Linked DNA regions of Homo sapiens: all the other regions are linked to region 1. A link is a contact called in ENCODE Hi-C or POLR2A ChIA-PET data. All regions are on one chromosome and are shown on one strand. Each heading gives the region's core, a stretch centred on a gene start or an enhancer-like site at or near the end of the contact. The rest is flanking DNA. Distances are from core to core; before and after follow the strand shown.

The links. Hi-C counts contacts between places; a loop is a spot of excess contacts on that map. ChIA-PET counts read pairs that join two places held with the same protein, here RNA polymerase II (POLR2A). Pooled maps may share reads with other maps.
Region 2: a map of naive thymus-derived CD4-positive, alpha-beta T cell shows a loop between it and region 1 (11-fold over the local background). The contact joins the promoter of LINC02718 here to the promoter of PIK3C2A in region 1. A Hi-C loop is called at or near these places in 1 of 168 maps with a recorded cell type or tissue (naive thymus-derived CD4-positive, alpha-beta T cell) and 5 of 50 pooled maps. POLR2A ChIA-PET finds 5 or more read pairs at or near these places in 1 of 52 experiments (MCF 10A).
Region 3: a loop to region 1 is called in a pooled map, with 6 times the contacts of the local background. The contact joins the promoter of EIF4G2 here to the promoter of PIK3C2A in region 1. A Hi-C loop is called at or near these places in 5 of 50 pooled maps. POLR2A ChIA-PET finds 5 or more read pairs at or near these places in 2 of 52 experiments (GM12878 and activated CD8-positive, alpha-beta T cell).

What each region holds. Positions count from the first base shown.
Region 1 is chr11:17,206,599-17,209,298 of GRCh38, forward strand. It overlaps PIK3C2A (phosphatidylinositol-4-phosphate 3-kinase catalytic subunit type 2 alpha), which reads right to left and starts at 1,388. Exons shown (of 33, transcript NM_002645.4): 1 at 1,250-1,388. RefSeq lists enhancers at 655-1,178, 1,179-1,701, 1,207-1,316 and silencers at 847-1,106, 1,457-1,536.
Region 2 is chr11:22,828,029-22,830,728 of GRCh38, forward strand. LINC02718 (long intergenic non-protein coding RNA 2718) reads left to right here and starts at 1,386. Exons shown (of 11, transcript NR_187210.1): 1 at 1,386-1,583. SVIP (small VCP interacting protein) reads right to left here and starts at 1,773. Exons shown (of 4, transcript NM_148893.3): 1 at 1,667-1,773. The coding sequence starts at 1,720. RefSeq lists an enhancer at 1,368-1,677 and a silencer at 1,828-1,897.
Region 3 is chr11:10,807,610-10,810,323 of GRCh38, forward strand. EIF4G2 (eukaryotic translation initiation factor 4 gamma 2) reads right to left here and starts at 1,317. Exons shown (of 22, transcript NM_001418.4): 1 at 1,096-1,317. It overlaps LOC101928053 (a long non-coding RNA gene), which reads left to right and starts at 1,688. Exons shown (of 3, transcript NR_120540.1): 1 at 1,688-1,757; 2 at 2,248-2,312. RefSeq lists enhancers at 90-169, 900-1,159, 1,670-1,719, 1,795-2,401 and a silencer at 1,440-1,489.

The DNA.
Region 1 (2,700 bases), core at 138-2,637:
AAAAGAGCACCAACCCCAACTATGGCAGAGCTGCTAAAGGAGTCTCTTGTGGAGACTTGAACCACAAGCCAAGGAGGCAAAGGTACAAAGTCTCTCCTGGAATTAGTTCCTGGACTTCTGTGCAGCCTTCCCTCTTTCTACTATGTCTTCACCGTTCCCCTACAAACAGCTTTCTTCTTCTTGCATCTCTTATATGCTGTGGCCTTTGATGCTACAATAGATTTAAAAATTTTCCCAACAGAGCTTTTCTGCCTGAAACCCACCAGGAAAGATTTCAGGACATTCTTTAATAACTAATCTTGTTCAAAGAGGCAGGCCTCCTTCGTTTCACTTAATTCAAACCCCCACTGTTCAAAATAAGAATATAATTATAACCTCAATTTCTATCGGGCCAGTATAGGAAAAGAACTACAACAGGCTCTCTCTTCCACGTTATGTCCAGACTTTTTTCCTTAGTTTCTCCTTCCTCATTTCCCTCCTCAATCCCTCCTCCCCCAAAAAATAATTCCACAGCTAGAGAATGTCGTTTTTAAAGCCAGAAATTCAGTGAGGAAAATAAGTATGTGCCTTTTTCTTCAATTATTTATGATTCCTCCGTCACTCAGGAAGAGTTAAGCTAGTATTTTTTAATCTGACCGCTCTCTCAGAAGGATGATGCGCTAAATACACACTGAAAGAATAGTGTTCCCAAAGCAAGTGGATTCGCGGCTAAAGGCAACGCGGTGGGAGTGGGGGGTCCGGGAAGAAGAAAAAGTATCCTTGGCCCCCAGAGCCAGAGATGGGACAGGAGGTGAAAGAAGGGGCCGTCACTGAGAAGTACAACACACACACTCGCCAGAACTAACAATCTGCCAAGAAAATAGGACCGGCCACTGCGGCTCCAGCCCGGTCCCGCGGGACAAGGCGGGGGAGGGGGGCCGGCGGCCGGGGGGCCTGCCCTCCTTCTGTGGGACAAAACTAACTCCCTGGCGCACCTCCGCTCCCGAGAAGAGGGGCCTGGTGGGGACGCGGGCTCCTCGCACCTCCAGCGCAGCACTTGCTCACGGCCTGGGTGGAAGCAAGGCCCGGAGGGAGGGGGGAGTCGGGCTGGGCAACGCCAAGAGCACGGGATGGAGGGTCAGACGCGGGCACCCAAGGCACTGGGGGCCGCGACAAGAGACCCTTCCAGCCCGGGAACCCCGGGGCCCCTCTCCACCCTTGCAGAGCAGGACCCCGAATATCGTCCCCAGCCGCACCGACCGCTCCTCACCTCAAGCTGCCTGAGCCTCCGCCTCTACCACAACCTGAGCCGCCGAAGCCGCCACAGTCCGAGCCATTTTTCCCCTCAGCTGGCTCAGCCGCCGCCGAAAGCTTCGGCCGACTCCACAGCCAGCCAAGCGCAGCACGTCACTTCCGGACAGGGAAGCACCGCCTTCCCCGCCCGGACTTGTTGCGAATTGGCTGGCGCGGACGGCCTACCTGAGCTGGCGGGCGGGGCTTGGACGCTGCCGGGGTGGCGTGAGCAAGGGAGCTGGGGCGCTGGGGCGCACGGGCCCGGGGGACCAGGGTCTGGCTCTCTCCCGAGGAATGCTGAGCAGGCTCTGGACGCCTCTCCGTGCACACCCCAGACCTGGGGAGGGGAGCTCTCCGGACACCCCAGCTGGCCGCCCCTCGGGCCCTGAGTCCGAAGACCCGCTAAACAGGGCCCGGGCACTGAAGTACCCTATTGTTCTCATCCCCTCTCCCGGGACCCCGCACCCTCCTCCATCTAGGCTGAGGTTCCCAGATTTGTGTCTTGGCCCCTGGCGGCGCCGAGATTACTTTGTGATTGGAAGACTGAAAGGAACAGGCAAGACTTAAACTCGTCCACTCCAACCAGTATTTACCGAGGCCTCACGGTGGGTCAGGTGGTATACGGTGGGTAATTAGTAGCCTATCACGTGGTTTCTGTAAAATGCTTGATAGCACGTAAAACGCTTTCAGGTCGGCGTCTCGTTTCATCCTCACAACAGCCAGGTAAGGAAGATAACCCCCTGATAATAACTCACAGCCAGACGGCTCTTTCTACATTACAAAGTATTTTCACATGCAACCTCCATAATAATATATTCTTATTGAGAATTTAATGAGATTATGCTTGTAAAGCGTTTGGTCCTCACGTGTTAGATCTAAAAATTACGTAACCATGGGAAGATATAGGAAAATTATCCCCATTTACAGATGGGGCTTCTGGGGCACAAAGATGTTAAGGGGAGAGGAACGATTCCATAGCGTTTTACAACAAGATTGTCTTTTAAGCAGTAGGAGAAGGGGGTCCACACCATCCAGACGTTCACAATCTGATGTGGCAGACTGATTTAGGCTGCATTTCTCAGCCTAAACTAAAAATTATCAGCCTATATGATATACGCATAATTAGAAGGCTCTAAGAGAAGTTGAACTTTCAGCAAATAACTGGAAAGAAAGAAATTGGCCTGATTTGGCAGGGACGGGGGTTGGCGAAAGGGGGCTAGGGCAATGGGGAATGTGGAGTGGATGAATCCCTCATAGCGCTGTAATAAACATGCCTGCACCTCCGCAGGGATGGTAAAATTGGATGGAGTTTCTATTCTATGGGGAATTCTAGAAACAAATGTGATTATTTCTTACGGCTGTAGCTACTGGCTGTTGTACACCCCCCCCCCTTCCAACTCCTATCTTTCCCCCAACCCCGCCCCTCCT
Region 2 (2,700 bases), core at 136-2,635, 5.6 Mb after region 1:
TTCATTCTCCTAATCAATATGCCTTCAAATCAGCACATGCTAAAACAGATACAAGGTTTACCTATATAATCATTTATTTACTCTCTTTTTTAATAAAAAGGCCTACAAGCTAGTCAGGGCAATAACAAAACAAATAATGTTTACAAATACAAAAAGGAAAATACATGGTTTGTTACTGCCGGTTAAAATGGAGTCTGAAGTAACCTGGTGTTTTTAGGAAAGGTTAATAAATGAAGTGGGCTAATCTCAGTGTGTAGGAGGGAAGGACTGGAGTAATTTCATGAGAGGTATTGTTCCATATCAGAAAACAGTGAATGCTATTTTTCTAGACCATGTACTACTTATTATAAAGCCCTTTTTCTAGGTGCTGGGATACAACAGTGTAAAAACATAGATAAATGTCTCCTCCCAAATGAAACAAATTCCAATTGCGGGCGCACAGACAAATATAATGAAGTAAGTAAACGTCTGTCAGATGGCATGGCAGATAAGTAATGGGAGAATGGGTGGGTGGTATTGTGGGGAATATATTTTGTTTAACGTGGTCAGCAAAAGCTTCACTGGTAAAGTGACATCCAAGCAGTGAGCCGTGTGGTTATCAAGGGAAGAGGGTATAGTATGAGGATGGGGGGGAGGGCTTAACAAATCTGACATGTTATATTTTATCGACAGCCAGAACAACAAAATCAACTTAATTTAAAACAACAGCAGCAACAAAGAGAAGCTGAACTTTCCCACATCAAATTTATAAGTACTAAATTTTTAGTATCTATAGTAGCTGAAGAGTTAATGTACTTCCCAAAAATACTTCATTTTCTTCAACTAATTTTTAGCTAGAGAAGAGAAACAGGTTTATGTTAACTCCCTGTAAGGAGTACTAATGTAAAGATACTGTTAACAGAAAGCTACAAAAAGTGTACATGTATTGTACCACACACCCACTAGCTACATTTGAATTTCAGATAAGCAATGAGTAATGTTTTTGTAGAACTAGATCCCTAATATTGCATGGCACAAAACGATATTATAAACGTATTCCTTGTATATCTGAAATTCGAATGTAACTGGGTGTCCAGTATTTTTATTAAATACGACATTATAAATTGGACACTCTGTACTACATATTCTTTTAAAGGGAGAACGTAAAAGAATGAGATAAATACTAAAAAGAAATCATTAAAAAAACATATCCGATAAAGCTCAGGCGTATAAGCGACTTTCCGAGCACCTTCTTTTAAAAGATGGTAGACACAGTTGAAAACGCACATCTCCTAGACGACTAAAGAGCTCCCGGAGAAAGCAATGTCTTTTCGCGCCGAATTCCATCTACCACATCCCCCGGAATGTCCCACGCGTAACGCCCTCTGCGTGCGCCGGCGCCCTATGAAGATCCGGCGCAGCTAAAGTCAGTGGAAGGTAGAAAGACGCCACAGCCGCCTTTCGACAACTTTTTGTTACAAAAGTGGAGATCTACACGGAGGCGACGGCCTAGGTCGCTCTGACAGGACCCAACGACCCTCCTGACGCGTCCACCCGTCCTCGCTAGCAGGGTCCCCCAGCGGGCTCTCGACCTGCGCCACCAGGTACAATGGCTCGGCCCGCCCCGCAACCCGAGGACAGGTGCTCAAGGCGCGGCCCGGCGGACGCAGGGACCTGCTCTACTCACCAGGTCCGGCGTGGGAGGCGCGGACTCCCCGGGACAAGGAAAACACAGCCCCATAGGGACGACAGCTTGAGAACCCTGACCGGGTCCGGCCCAGGCCAGGCGGCGCTAACTGCGCGGTCCGGAGCCGGTCCCTGGTCCTCCGCGCTTGCCCCGCCCCCACCGCCCTCCACTGGCTCGGCTCCGCCCCAGCGGCAACGCCCCGCCCCCACCCCGCAGCTCTGCCCCGCCTCGCCTCTCTGCGGCAACGCCCCCCTCTTCTCGCGACACCAACCAGTCCCACAGCTCAGCTGCGCCCCCTTAAGGCATTGCCCCTTCCTCACCCACAGCTCCGCCTACCCCCGCCCCGCGACCGCTGGGCTTGTGGCCAAAGCCTAGGTTCCAGGAAACACCTGCTGTGGGTAGCAATGCAGGGAAGGGATGGAAAAGCTTCGCTACGGTTCCAAAGCTCTTCCTGCTAACCTTGCCTTACCATTTATAAATGAATGAGTGGTACAGCTCTGGGTAGTTCATGCTACCTTTTTTTATGAGATGGGACTCTGGTGTCCTAGAAATTAAAGCCAAAATTCCAAGTAAACATCAGCACCCTTTTCTCCCTTCTTAGTGACAGTGCTATTCCAGAACAGAGGGCAGAATATAAAATCCATTATTATGACGATGAATCTAGCGTCATAAATGTGGCATTAGTTGACATTTCCACTAGTTTCTGGTATTTAGAAGTCATTTATCCTTCCGAGAGAAATAATAAAGTTTCATCTACTGAGAAATGTTTTAATGATTCTCCTCAAATTTTAATAAGTATGAGAATCAGCTGGGCAACTAGTTAAAATTTACTTGCTGATTTAGTAAGTATAAGGTGGGACCTGAGATTCATTTCCAGTAAACCCACAGGTGATACTAAAGTTACTGATCTCGTCTCCACACAAATGCTTTTATTTTATTTTATTTTATTTTTGCATTCTATTAGTTATTTCTGCTTATGTAAAAATTTTCAAACATTACAAAAAGGTAGGATGTATAGTGACAGCGTCTCAGAA
Region 3 (2,714 bases), core at 67-2,566, 6.4 Mb before region 1:
ACGGCTCAGAACGAATCTTTTGAAAAAGCCACATTCTACTATCTTTAAAACTGAGCACTGAGATCAATAGAAAAGTCTAACTACAGACACGAGCAACATCACGTGGAAAATGTCTGCCCTAGGAATTTTTACTGCCTTGACGAGGCCAGCGACTAGATGAGGTCTCTCCGAAAGCTCTTCAGCAGTTTTCCCCTGTCCACCCTTTCGCCTCCTCCCCGTGGAGAGCTCGTGGAAAGACGCGCGAGAGGGGGCCGGGTGTACAGGACTAGCACTTGCAGGCGGAAGACCAGGGCCACAACATGGCAGCAGGAACCTCCGCCCCGTTTTTCCCTTCCTGGGAACAAAAGAGCGGAGCATTCCTCCCACCCAGGCGCAAGTTAGGGAAGTGCTTCCGACAACCTCCCCGCGAGGCCCGGGTCGCTCGACGGGGAGGAGCAGCTGAGGCCACCCCCGCCAGCCCGGCGCCCAGCTCTTTGTTCTCCAAGCAGGAAGGCGGCCTCCTGCCCACCCGCCGCCTCCAAGCGGGCCCCCTCCTGCACCATAAATCCCCCCGGGACTGACAACCGCCTCGCCACGGCCTCCTCTGCTGACAAAAGGGGCAGAAATCATCACTCTCTCTTTCCTCCCCGACGAAGGGCAGCCCCTGCCGACTCCAGGTCCTACACACCTCCCCGCCGGGAGGCCAGGCTCCGGGACGCCTGCGGTTCCCTGGTCCCGCGCCAACGGCCTGGCCTTCCCTGCCGGCCCGCGTGCCTCCCGCCACGGCGCTAGCGGTCCGAGCCACGCTCCCTCGCCGTCCGAGCACAGCCGTGCCTCGGTCCGCCACGGCCTCGTCCCTGCAGGCGTCGGCCATCCGGCCATGACCGCACGGCGGCCTGGCCAACACTGACGTTTTCCTTCTACTCCGTCAGCAACAGGAAGAGAGAACAAAAGCCAAGACTTTCCAGGTATCTGAAGCGCAGAGGAAATGCTAAAAAAGGGTCGCCCCACCCGGCTCCGCCTGCGGCCGCCATTTTGTACCACTCGAGAAGAAGCGACCAGGGACGGCGGCCATTTTAGAGCGCTCCACTCGGCGGCGGCAGCGGCTCAACTCACCTTCACCGAGAACTCAGCAGCTGCCACCGCAGCTGCCTCCTCAGGATCCGGTCGTCGGGGATAGGGAAGGGAGGGGAAAGGGGAACGGAAAACAAAAAAAAGGGGGAGGGAAGGGGGAGGAAGGAGTCGGGGACGGCCTCAAACTCAGCTCAGAGGAGTCGCTGCTGCAGCCGCCACTCGGTACCCGCTGCCACCTCCATAGAGCTCCGACTCACTGCTGGCGCTAAGGCGTGTCTGAAGCCGAACTTATCACTCTTGGGGCAGCCGAACCCACCAGAGTCTCCCCGAATGGCTCCTTCGCCGCCCAATCAGCGGCCCGGTTGCCGTCTGCCACCAATCCGCGCAGGGCAGCGAGGAGGAGCCACAGGGCTGAGCTCGGTTGCGGCGCAGCCCCGCCGCAGTGCGCAAAGCCATATTCGCGAAGTCTCTGAGGCTGAGCCAGTGGCGTAAGGGGCGCCGAGCGCTGTCGAGATGAGGGTTGCGTGCGTAAAGCCGGAGAGCCCTTTTGAGTCTGCGTTGGCGTGGCTGCTGCTTCTTGCTCCAGTCCCTTTGTTCACTGAGTCCATATGCCATGCTCCAGTTGTATCATCCCCTTTTCCCTCGACCTCGTTTTCTCACCGGGAATATGGGAAGAAAACGCACCCTTACCTCCCCCGAACCCTGTGCGTGGCGAGTGAGCATTGCTTTTCTTGGCGCCCCTTGGAGCTGTGGCTGCCCTCGCGTGCCTGGCCTCTCCCGGGGCTGAGCCCTTCGGGTTGAGGCCTGGAGCCCCCGGGCGCAGCGCCGGGACACTACCCGGCTCCAGGTCCTCGGCTTCGGCAGCCTTAGGGAACCCAGAAAGTAGTGGGGAGGAGGCGAGACGTGCGCCCGGATGCCAAAGGGGAGCTTCATTCAGCTCCTTATTGGCCCACCCCCTGCAGAGTGAATGAGAAAGTGATGAAAGGAAGGGGTTGATTTTCTTCGAACCGCACAGAAGAAGCTGCTTTTCCCATAGGAATGTCCGGCTGGCGGTCACCGAGGAAAACACCCTGTGTGTCAGACTTCCGCGGGTGTTTGGAGGATTTCGAATTGCTAGCTCCTGTTTTTTTTTGTTTTTTGTTTGTTTAAGTGCACGTTAAACATTGTCAGTTGTGTATTTTCATTTTATTTAAGGTTCACCATAAGAAATAGGATTAAGCTTTTCAAAGCCGGCAAGTTGAACTATTTATACTTACCAGGTAATGTATTGATGAGTACCTTATTCCATCGTTTGCGACATTGTAGCTATACTAAAATGGAGTCATACTTCCATAAACTTAAACAACAAAAATGTCCCCATCTCCATTTTAACATGTAGTACTTTTACAGTGTATAGTCAAAGGCAAGAATGTGTGTGTTTTAACATGAATGACTTTTAAAGTGTTCAGTAAGAGGCAGGATTTTCAAAGACCCAAACTTAACCTTTGATGTGTCAAAACAGCTCTTGGTATTAGAGCACCTGGTCCTTAATACAATTTTCCGGAAAATTGCAGTTTTTCCTACGACATTTAAATGTAATAGAAGGCTGTGGTGTGGCTCTGAAGGTTTTTAACACAATTCCAACATCTGTAGATCTTTGCTATAGAATAGTCACCATTCCC